Regions from separate parts of the Homo sapiens genome. Here region 2 is linked to region 1. A link is a loop called in an ENCODE intact Hi-C map of the cell type or tissue named here. Cell type or tissue: PC-9. All regions are shown on one strand. Each heading gives the region's core, and the rest is flanking DNA. Links, peaks and the distances in the headings are about the cores only. Region 1 has its middle 7.4 kb from the start of ALPP. Region 2 overlaps DIS3L2 (DIS3 like 3'-5' exoribonuclease 2).

Region 1 (5,361 bases), core at 204-5,203:
CCAGGCTGGAGTGCAATGACCTTGTCTCGGCTCACTGCAACCTCTGCCTCCCAGATTCAAGCCATTATCCTGCCTCACCCTCCCAAGTAGCCAGGGGTCAACAAGTGTGCACCACCATGCCTGGCTAGTTTTTGTATTTTTAGTAGAGACGGGGTTTCACCATATTGGCCAGGCAGGTCTCCAACTCCTGACCTCAGGTGATCCACCCGCCTTGGCCTCCCAAAGTTTGGGATTACAGGTGTGAGCCACGTGTCTGGCCGAAAAGAATTAAAGGTGAAATCAGCCACATTTTCCAGCAAAGTTTACACTATTACAAAAAATACAAAAATTAGCCAAGCCTCGTGGCCCATGCCTGTGGTCCCAGCTACTCAGGAGGCTGTGGTGGGAGGATCACCTGAAGTGAGGAGTTTGAGACCAGCCCAGCCAACATGGTGAAACTAAAACTGGTCTAAACTAAAACACGGTCTCTACTAAAACTACAAAAATTAGCCGGGCGTGGTGGTCGGCACCTGTAATCCCAGCTACTTGGGAGGCTGAGGCAGGAGAATTGATTGAACCTGGGAGGTTGCAGTGAATTGAGATCATACCACTGCACTCCAGCCTGTGCGACAGAGCCACTCTGTCTTAAGAAAAAAAAAAAAGCAAGCATTTTGTGCTCACTAGAAATATTAGCATGATTGAATGCTTCCTTGCATATGAAAATTATTTTAACATTGTAAAACATCTATTTGGCAGGCATGGCGGCTCAACACCTGCAATCACAGCACTTTGGCAGGAAGAGCGGGTAGGATCGCTTGAGTTCAGGAGTTTGAGAATAGCCTGGGCAACATAGTGAGATCCCGTCTCTGCAAAAACAACAACTGAGTCCAGGGAGGTCGAGGCTGCAGTGAAAGAAGATTGCTCCACTGCACTCTAGCCTGGGCAACAGAGCAAGACCCTGTCTGGAAAAATATATACATGTATTTGAGGACCTGGCTCTCTCAGGACAGTTTTTTTTCTTTTCTAATTCTAGGTTTTAGTGGCTGTCATAAAAATATGGGAGGTGAACAGAAGGTAGACACCATTAGCTGGCCTTACTAAATCATCATACTCATTGTTACATTCCATCCACCAAATATGCAAAGGTTTTGGTAAAATCCAGCTAGTGTATTTCTATCTTCCCAGTTGTCAGTGGGTTAGAAAGTTCCTCTTTCTAACCAATGTGGAGGTGCTGCATGTTTAGGTTTTACATGAGTGCTCACACCCAAGGACTTCTATATTTTAAAAGTGAAGACATTTTAAAAACAGATTATTCTGGCCAGGAGTTGTGGCTCATGCTTGTAATCCCAGCCTTTTGGGAGGCCGAGACAGGCAGATCACTTGAGGTCAGAAGTTTGAGACCAGCCTGGCCATCATGGTGAAATCCTGTCTCTACTAAAAATACAAAAATTAGCCAGGTGTGGTGGCAGGCACTCGTAATCCTAGCTACTCAGGAGGCTGAGACAAGAGAATCGCTTGAATCCGGGAGGCAGAGGTTGCAGTGAGCCGAGATCGCACCATTGCACTCCAGCCTGGGTGACGAGAGTGAAACTCCATCCCAAGAAGAAGAAGAAGAAGGAAGAAGAAGAAGGAAGAAGAAGAAGAAGAAGAAGAAGAAGAAGAAGAAGAAGGAGGAGGAGGAGGAGGAGGAGGAGGAGGAGGAGGAGGAGGAGGAGGAGGAAAAGAAGAAGAGGAGGAGGAAGAGGAAGAGGAGGAGGAAGAAGAGGAAGAAGAAGAAGAGGAGGAAGAGGAAGAGGAAGAAGAGGAAGAAGAAGAAGAAGAAAAAGAAGAAGAAGAAGAGGAAAAAGATTATTCTGAAATTAGGTCATTCTGTTCTCAAGCTTCCTTTTCCTGTGTAGGTATGAGTGTTTATGAGTCTAATACATTGTTTACCCCAAAATCAAGTGTCAAATAAATATTTTCAAACTTCTGCTCAAAAATTTGCTCTTTCCTTAGCAAGAGTTTTGTTTTGTTTGAGACAGAGTTTCGCTCTTATTGCCCAGGCTGGAGTGCAATGGCGCGATCTCGGCTCACTGCAACATCTGCCTCCCGGGTTCAAGCAATTCTCCTGCCTCAGCCTCCTGAGTAGCTGCGATTACAGGCACCCGCCACCACGCCCAGCTAAGTTTTGGTATTTTTAGTACCCAAAGTTGATGAGTCGACCTGCTCCACGCGTAATTTCAAGGTGGTCACGTTGGGGTCACCCCTTGCAGCTTGTAGCTGCTGTGAACGCCAGAGAATGAAGTACTCAGACAATTCCAGCTGAGTGGGGCAGGCGGCAACTCCTCTGAGAGAGTGCCGCCCCAAAATCCATCCGCCAAGTATTTATTAGAAGGCTTGTTAAACCACAAACATCCACCAGATGGGTTTTTGCCGTGGGGTCATGAGGCACATACGGCCTTGTAAAAGCACTCAGACCACATTCCTAGGAGGCTGTTTTCAGCGCTCCTTATCACACATTCCACTCCTTGTCCTGTTTTCAGTGTCAAGGAGTTACATTCTCACGCACAAACAACGTACACACAGTGCCTCAGTATTTTTCCATGCCTCGAGCTCAAATGCCTTGTACATAAGTTTGAATATATCGTCGTGCACCCCCCACATCTCCCCCTTCTTTAATTCTTAGAGCTTGCTGGTTATCCAACGCAAAATAAGCTTCTATCCTTCTTCCCTGGTCATAGATGCTTCGGGTGGCAGCACAGAGCCATTTACAGAAGCCTAGCAATCAGATACAAAAAAGAATATAGCGGCCATCACCCTAGCAATCAGATACAAAAAAGAATATAGCGGCCATCACCCAAATGCGTATGTTTAACCCAGACAACCAAGTATTCGGGTTCAGTCATTGAAAGCCTTCTTGTAATTGCTGAAGGGTATTTGTTTGTAATTGCTGCGAGACCATTCTTCAAGTTGTTTCTTCAACTAGACCTCAAATGCTTTGTACATAAGCTTGAATATATTGCCGCGCACCCCACCCGCTCCCCACTGCCTGCCAGAGGGCTGGGAAATGGCTGCACCGCTGAACACCGCAGTTACCCCGGGGAAATTACTTATGACCTCCTCCCGCGCGCTGCCACTGTGCGCTCCCTCCCCTCCCCTGCTTTCCCTTCCTCTCCTCTCGCGCACCCTCCTCCCGCCCTCAGGGACCCCTGGGCAAGGCCACTGCGCCCCGGGTCTACGGCAGCTGGCGGGGCGCTCAACGCGCGCACTCACACGGACGACGTAGCGCAAAGAGTTCCTGTCGTCCAGGCTGACCATAAGCGAGAAGAGCGCGGCGGCGCTGTACACGCCCTGCACTTTTTTACAGCAGCCAGTTGAGGTCCCATCGCGCAGCAACCCCCCGGCGCTCCGCCGCGCCGCGCAGGTCCCAGCCCCCGCAGTCCTCGATGACCTCCAGCATGAGCAGCGGGTTCAGTCGTTCGATCTCGCGCATCTCGAGGCACAAGCGGAAGAAGGAGCGCACCTAGTGCTGGGCAGCGCCGCCGGGTCCACCCTTGGGCCGAGCCAGCAGGCGCCGCAGGCGCTCCTCGTTCTGCTAGCCGATGGCCGCGATGGTGCCGTAGGTGAGCTTGTCGTCGGGGATGGCATGGCGCCGCAGCCAGCCGCCGCAGGCGAACGAGTATAAGTCCTGGCATGGGTCGATGCTGGCGTCCAGGTTGGCGGCCAAGAAGCGAGCGGTGCACGCGAAGTCTTGCGCTCAGGACAGCCTTCAGGACAGGCTCCGCCGCCGGCCGCGACCGGGCCCAGGTACTTGAGCACCAGCATAGCCGCCAGGATGGAGCAGAGGCCGGCTGCAAACACCAGCCCGACAGCAGGTTCAACTTGCGCCGCTTCCAGAGCTGCAGCCCGGCCTGGGCCCGGTGGCCTGCGGGCAGAAAGTCCCCGCAAGCGCCCCCCGCGCCGCAGTGACTCACATACTTGACCTCCTGGAACTCATCGTAGTGCGCCATCAGCGAATACCAGGACTCCATGGCGCCGAGGCCGCCGGGGTGCAGCCCTGGGCCACCTGGGCTACGGGATGCGCGTGGCCGCCGGCCTCCTCGTGAGCCTCCGCGTGGCCCCTGGGGCCTCAGCTGCGGGAAGGACAGAGGCAGGCTAATGAGACGCCGCAGCCCGACGGGGTTCCGGGGCACCGCGAGGAGAGACACAGGCCTGGGTGCAGAGGCCCCAGCCGCGAGCCTCATTCACTGGGGAAACCAGGGACCAGGAGGGCTCGGCGGGGCCACCACCCCCGCGTGCACAGTGGAGTCTTCTCCCCTGTCCCCCTCCCTGCACACACGTGCGGGTCCCTGGGTTGGGAGGGCCCTGATGGGAAGGGGGAGGAGCCAGGCACGGGGCCTGGCACGTAGTGGGCCTTCATTGAAAGGCTGTCCCTCTTCCCTTCGCCTTTCTGGTCCAGGACCTGCCCCAGCCAAGGCCGGGCAGAATGGGGGTGGGGGGTGGAGAAGCGGAGGCTGGAGTGAGGAGGTGGGGTCAGGAGCGCGTCTATGCTGCACTTTCCGCTTTCCGCGCTGGACACAGACAGAGGCTCCACAAAGCGGCCAAAGAACCAAACTTTGTCCTTGCGGAAGTCCGCAGGATCTACCACTCAACCCCGATCGCTGGCTCCTTCTACTCGGTGGCCCGACAGCCCACCCGCTCCTTCCCCAGGGGCGAGCGCCAACGCCCCAGGGTCGTGGATACACAGCCCACCCCCTGGACGGCCCTGATGGAGACCGGCTCCGTCCCCCCACCCACCCCCATTCCCAGTCTGTGACCCCGACCCGAGCCACTCCCGGCTTCAATACGTTCTCCCCAGAACCCAAACTTGGGTGAAGTTTCACCTCCCGCGGGGCGCAAGGAGACGAAGCCGGGAGGCTCCGCGCAGCGGCCGCGATGGCGGCAACGGCTGCAGGGATTCGGCGCCATTTACCCCGCAGGTGCGCACTCGAGCAGGACCAGGACTAGCGGGCCCGCTCGAAACCAGAGCCTGAGCCTGAGCAGAACTGCGTGGGCAGCCGCTGTCTCCCAGCGCCCGCTGCCTTTTCTGCCGCCGAGCTGCCAGCCCGAGGGGTCCAGCCGTGTCCCAGGACCAGTAAGGGCAGCGGGTACTCCCGGGAGGGGTCCCTTCGGATCCCGCGTCCCCATTACGAGCTGCCCACCAGCCGGCTAGAAAGGGGCTGGAGCTACGCAGCTGGGGGCCGTCATGCCCCAGCCCACAGCCCTGGAGCACCGGCCGGGGAGGACTCCTCCTAAAGGATAAGGGGGCCCTGATGGAGTGCCTGGGCTGCCCGCACAGCGCCTGCGCACCTTCACCAGGGAGCTTCCTTGTACTCCTGGGAACGCCTGTCCAGGATGAGGTCT
Region 2 (5,361 bases), core at 186-5,185, 56 kb before region 1:
GGCTGGAGGGGAAAGCAGGCACCACAGAATTGCCTGGATGCTCCTGCCCAGGAGGATTGTCCGACTGCATGGGGAGAAAAGTCCAGAACCGTGCCTGGCACATAGTAGTTTTTATGGAGTGAGAGGGCAAAAGTACGCATGATTGTGTGCATCTGAAGTATTTCCGTGCTGATGGCCTGACCAGTATCAGATTATTTTTCAAGCAGGAATTTTGATTCCTCTTGGGTTCACAATATCTTATTATGAAATCCGAATAAGAACAGTCTAATGGCACCAGACAGTGATACAGGTGAGCCTAGAACAGTCAGTGTTCATGTGGGGGACTGCAGCCTGCTTTTCAGGGAGGCTTCAAAAGAATTGAGGAACACAGATTGATGGCAGGGATGAAAATCACAGGGCATATTGAGGAGACCCCCAGCTGGCCATGTGGGGGGCAGGTGGGGCAACAGGAGAACAGTGCCTGCGTCCTGAGGGCTTTCAATGCATCAGGCAGAGGGCCTGCCAGTGCAGAACCTGTTTTCTCTGCGTCCATGACAGCCCTGAGCAGGTGCCATTGTGACCCCTGTCCTGCATTTGAGACAGAGGATGGGGAGGGCTCTGTGATTTGTTCAGAATCCCACGGCAAGAAAGTTGTGGAGCTGAGAGTCAAACCTGGGCTTGGGAGACTTGTAGTGGGTTAAGGGCTTGAACACAGGGTTTTTGGCAGGAAGTGGTGGGCACAAGCACAGATTAGGGCTGGGAGGTGGGGTGGCACATCACAGGCCGTTACTGCCACCCAGAGGGCAACATGGATGCTCCTCCTTTTACCTGCTGGGTGTCCTGTGTGGTAGAAGGGCAGGCTGAAGCTTGATCCTTGTGGTCACACATCCCAGCTGTCACCTGCCTTACTGTGTGCCATGAGCCAGCCCAAAAAAGTCCCCACTAGTCCCCAGGGGAGGCGCTAGGGGTGCTGGGCTGGCTTCCCTCCTCTCCAGGTGGTGCCTGCCCTCCTGGGGCATTTCCCAGCCCTTCTTCCTCTGCATCTCAGGCTCCCTGGGGAGGCAGATATGCTCTCAGGACATCCTGGCAGAGCACAGCCACACGTCTGCCCTGGCAGGCCCACCCTGGGTGGAGGAGGGGCTCTATATGCCAGGGCTCTCTCTCTCGGTGGCTGGCTTTCTTTCCACGAGCATGGCCAGATGACGAGGCTCACCCGCAGCACTACTCACACCTCCAGGAAGGGAAGTTGATGGCAGGGTTCTGGCTGCAGCCAGGCCTGCGGGAGCTTCCTCCCTGATCTCTCTCACTCAAGGGGAAAGCTCAGGGCTGGGCATGAAGGCTGGGGAAAGGCAGGGAAGGCAGAGTCCCCCCAGGCTGGTCAAGGCCCCGATAGCCCCATGTCTCCCTGAGGGGGCGGCTTTCCCCATGAAGAGGGTCCTGGTCACCAAGGCATGAGGACATGCCCAAGGCTGGCCCATCACAACAGGCTCCAGCTCTTGTGCACATGTGTGATCTTCTTGTCCCACCAAAGGCGGGAAAAAGAAGTGCGTGGCCTCCTGCCCCAGATTTGGTGGTAGGGTCAGTGGTGCTGACCTCAGTGCTGTGTGATACCAGCCCCCCAGCCTTTGCCTGGTTCATGTCCCACATCGCCTATCGGTCCCCGCTCCTTCAGTCTGGGACCTTGGCCTGCTCAGTCCTTCTGTGGGGAGCCACATCCATTCACAGTGACTGTTGAGTCTAATGACAGACACCCAAGTGCTGCAAAGCCAGAGCAGCAGCCCCTGAAAGGGTGACTCTGGGGTCTCACCCCATCCCCACTCCTGCCCTGTCCTCTGGTGAGGGCTTCCCTCCTGCTGCCTCAGACTGTCCTGTCTACCCTCAGAGACCCTGTTGGGAGGCTTCCCTCCAACAAGGCACCGTCCCCAGAGGAGAAGGGAGCCCAGCACTCCTGGGACTGTGGGGTCCTTGGTCCACTCACCACTGCCACATGCCTCAGGGAGCCCTCAGAGCAGGGGCTGAGCTGGGGCCCCAGGGTTCCCATGCCCTGGGCGAGCATGGTGCCCTCTTACAGCCTGGGCTGCCCGAGTGTTCCAGGCATCCTGTCATTCAGCAGAGATCTTTCCTCGGTGCCTTCTCTGGATTGGGTGGGCTGCTGAGCTCTGGGGCTGCTGCAGTGAATTATTTAATAGATGGGTGCTTCCCTGCTCTCCAGGGTCCCCCTCTGGGAGAGCCAGCACAGGAGCTAACCAGTCAGAGGAGAAGGCGGTGTAGACCAACTGGTGCAGGGAGACCATGGGGGTGCTGGGCAAGACAGGGACTTGGCGGAACACATGAGATGAGGTAGCTGGGAGGTTGTCTTTAAGCTGAGACCTGAAGGGTGATTGATAGAGAGCCAGGCCGGCTGCAGCGTGGGAAAGCCTGCGCACCTGTCCCCAAACCCCAGCGGTCCCTCCCATCCCACCCACCCTCTGCAGGCTCGTGGAGGAGTTCATGCTCTTGGCCAACATGGCAGTGGCCCACAAGATCCACCGCGCCTTCCCCGAGCAGGCCCTGCTGCGCCGGCACCCCCCGCCCCAAACAAGGATGCTCAGTGACCTGGTGGAATTCTGCGACCAGATGGGGCTGCCCGTGGACTTCAGCTCCGCAGGAGCCCTCAATGTGAGTGGTGGGCAGGATTCGGGGGAGGCCCTGCTTGGGGGAAAGAAGAGAAAGACCTGGAAGGTGGGGTGGTCCAGCGGCCTCTGCTTCCCCCCAGAGTCCCTCCCCTTCAGCCAGGTCTCTCCTGTAGGGAAGGAGGCCCTGGGAGAAAGGGCCCCTCTGAGTCACAGGGGCCCTGACAGTGGGACCTGCCCCTTCACCAGGACTGTGCCAAGCGGGGGGACCCTGGAGGCCTAGCAGAGGGCAGGGGTCCTGTGGCCAGAAAGGGCTGGTCTTGGGCCCAGAGGCTTTCAGAGTCGGGGCTGGAATTGTAGGAATCCCGGGAATGTTCCTGGTGGGTACTTTCAGGTGCTCCCTGCCTGGGGCAAAGCTAAGAAACCCAGGGCCTTGGCTGTGGTCCTGGAGGAGGGAGACATCTCACCCAGGCCCAACCCTGGGAGGGGAAGGCAGGTGCCCCAGGCCAGAGAGCTGGAGCCCAGTGAGTCCAGGCCAGCCAGCAAAAACATGGAAGTGTGGGCCACAGGGTGTGGGCGGCTGCCCCCTCTCCCCACCCATCCCCTCTGAGCAGGGCTGAGCCCCACAGGCAACTCCTCCCCCCAGAGCCGGGCATGAGGTGCTCAGCGGATGACAGGGCCCAGAGTCTCTGCCCGAGCTGGACCACACGTCACATAGGTTTCTGGGATTTGCTTCTAGAAAAGCCTGACCCAAACATTTGGAGATGACAAGTACTCACTGGCCCGCAAGGAGGTGCTCACCAACATGTGCTCCCGGCCCATGCAGGTAAGGAGGGCCCAGCCCCGGCCTCCCCTGCTCCCAGGAGCACACTAGCCCCAGACCTGTGACCTCCACGTGCAAGCACAGGCCCCCACCGTTCCTGCCTGCTCTGGACATGGCTGGGTGGACGGGGGCTGCTCCTCCTCTGCCAGAGGGTGGGAGAGGAGGCCGACCCCAGGCAGCACCTAGGAGGGGGCACCCTGAGCCTCTTGAGTTTGAGCCGCTGTCTCCTGCTCACACTCGCTCAAGGACAGAGTGCCCTGGAGCTGAGGGGCTACTGAGACCTCCTGTCAGGCTGGGGTCCTGGAGGAGAGACAGGGTCCCATGTGGTTTCCTGTCCCAGGGAACACTCCGCAGCCTCCATCCCCACATGTGGAGTCCAGAACTAGCTGTCAGCCTCTGGCCAGTGTGGGAAAGAAGCGGACTTGGCCGGGGGCCTAGGCCTGGGCCTGCAGGGAGGTGGCAGCCTGTGGGGTGGACAGCTGGGCTTGCTCTGGGATGCCTGTCACAGCGCCCCAGGCTGAGCTTCCCCCATGCAGGGCCCGAGCATCCTGGGACCAGGACCCCAGAGGACCCTCGGGTCAGCGGGAGCAGTGGATGCTGATGGGTCGGCTCTGGGTCCCACCCCGGCCCAGGGGCAGAGACAGGCTGTATTTTAGGGGCTCGGTCACTCGGCAGATTCAATCTGTTCACAAGAACTGATGGCTTCAGCTGACCTCAGTGGATTTATTTTCTGACACTTCAAGCTCTGCTGGGTTTGAAGCCATCAGGGCCTGCTTGGGCCTGGTCACCGTGACCTGCCCCCAGTCACAAGTGTCTGCCCAGCCAAGCACCTGTGGCACCCACAGCGGAGAGGGGCTGGGCCGTGCCCACTGGGCTCTCTCTGTTCTACACTGCAGCGGCTCTAGGCCTGGCAGAGAAGGCACAGCAGCCCCTGAGTCCCAGAACTGCCTCTGGCTCTGCCCTGCTGGGGCCCCTCCCATGTCCCTGCCTCTGACGCCATCACCTCCAAGGAGGTACAAGCCAAGCTGGAGCTCCAGAGATCGGAGCCGCTCCGGAGTTAGCCAGAGCCCGAAAAGCCTGCATTCTCCTGGCTCGCCTCCCAGGGAGCTCAGAGGTGCCCTTGCCCGGGAATCCGATGGCAGAGAGTTACCAGGTCTGCGGTGCTCCTGTTCCTCAGCCCCGGGAACTGGGGTGGGGACAGGGCAGGGCAGCAGCAGAGAGCACAGAAAGGTGTGAGGGGGCACACAGTCCCCAGTGAGCATCTGCATCAGGACACCAGGGCTGTCCGAGGGCTGTCCCAGGGATGGCTGGGCCTGTGGGAAAGCCATGGTCCCCACCCATCCCACCCGACCCTGAGCCACCTCCACCAGCCAAGAGGGGCCAGGGCCCTTCATCAACCTCACCCAGGTCATCTGGGGAACTGGGCCACCACTGAGAACAAAGCCCAGACATGTCTGGGAGTGGAGGCTGTGCCCACCTCCCCCAGAGACTTGCCCCCGACTTAACCCAGGGCCCAGCAGGGGCTGGAAGGGAAGTGGAGTTAGGGAGCGGAGCAGGTCACCATCAGCTGCGCCCTGGATTCCAGGGCCCGTGTGCACAGAGTAACGGGAGCCGGCTGTCTGTCTGGCCAAGGGCACAGGAGGGTGAGTGTGTACAGCAGCCAGGGAGCAAGGGAGCCAGAGAGACATACAGGCGTGACCTTGGACCTCTGCGAGGAACCCGTTCACTCGCTCCCAGGCAGTAGCACTGGCCCTGACACCCAGCCCTGAAAGCTCGGGGACTGCAGGACAAACAGCTTCAGGGGCTGTGGCCCCAGCTGGGACGGGCTATGCGCTGGTCCCTAGAGACTCTCGGTATCTCCCCCTGCCCCAGTCCTGCCTCCTGCCCAGCACAAGGGCCTTTGGAACTCAGCCCTCTGTGTCTCAGCCCCCGGGAGGGTCAGGTGTC

What was found. Hi-C counts contacts between places; a loop is a spot of excess contacts. Peaks named below come from ENCODE experiments on the same cell type or tissue, not always from the same donor. Only the 100,000 strongest peaks of a DNase experiment are listed, where the experiment ranks them.
Region 2: it touches region 1 in a loop (14-fold over the local background); 2 of 110 quality-filtered maps call a loop at or near these places.

The regions. Positions count from the first base shown.
Region 1 is chr2:232,383,469-232,388,829 of GRCh38, forward strand. It overlaps the pseudogene ECEL1P2. Among named protein-coding and RNA genes, the nearest start is that of ALPP, 7.4 kb to the left of the region's middle. In PC-9, for the core only: CTCF peaks have their summits at 2,556 and 2,758; a DNase peak (open chromatin) is centred at 2,443; H3K4me3 peaks cover 542 bases; H3K27ac peaks cover 3,003 bases.
Region 2 is chr2:232,327,360-232,332,720 of GRCh38, forward strand. DIS3L2 (DIS3 like 3'-5' exoribonuclease 2) reads left to right here. Exons shown (of 21, transcript NM_152383.5): 15 at 2,454-2,637; 16 at 3,331-3,417. Among named protein-coding and RNA genes, the nearest start is that of ALPP, 49 kb to the right of the region's middle. RefSeq lists enhancers at 732-1,001, 1,072-1,121, 2,216-3,189. In PC-9, for the core only: no CTCF peak of the experiment used is centred there; a DNase peak (open chromatin) is centred at 3,022.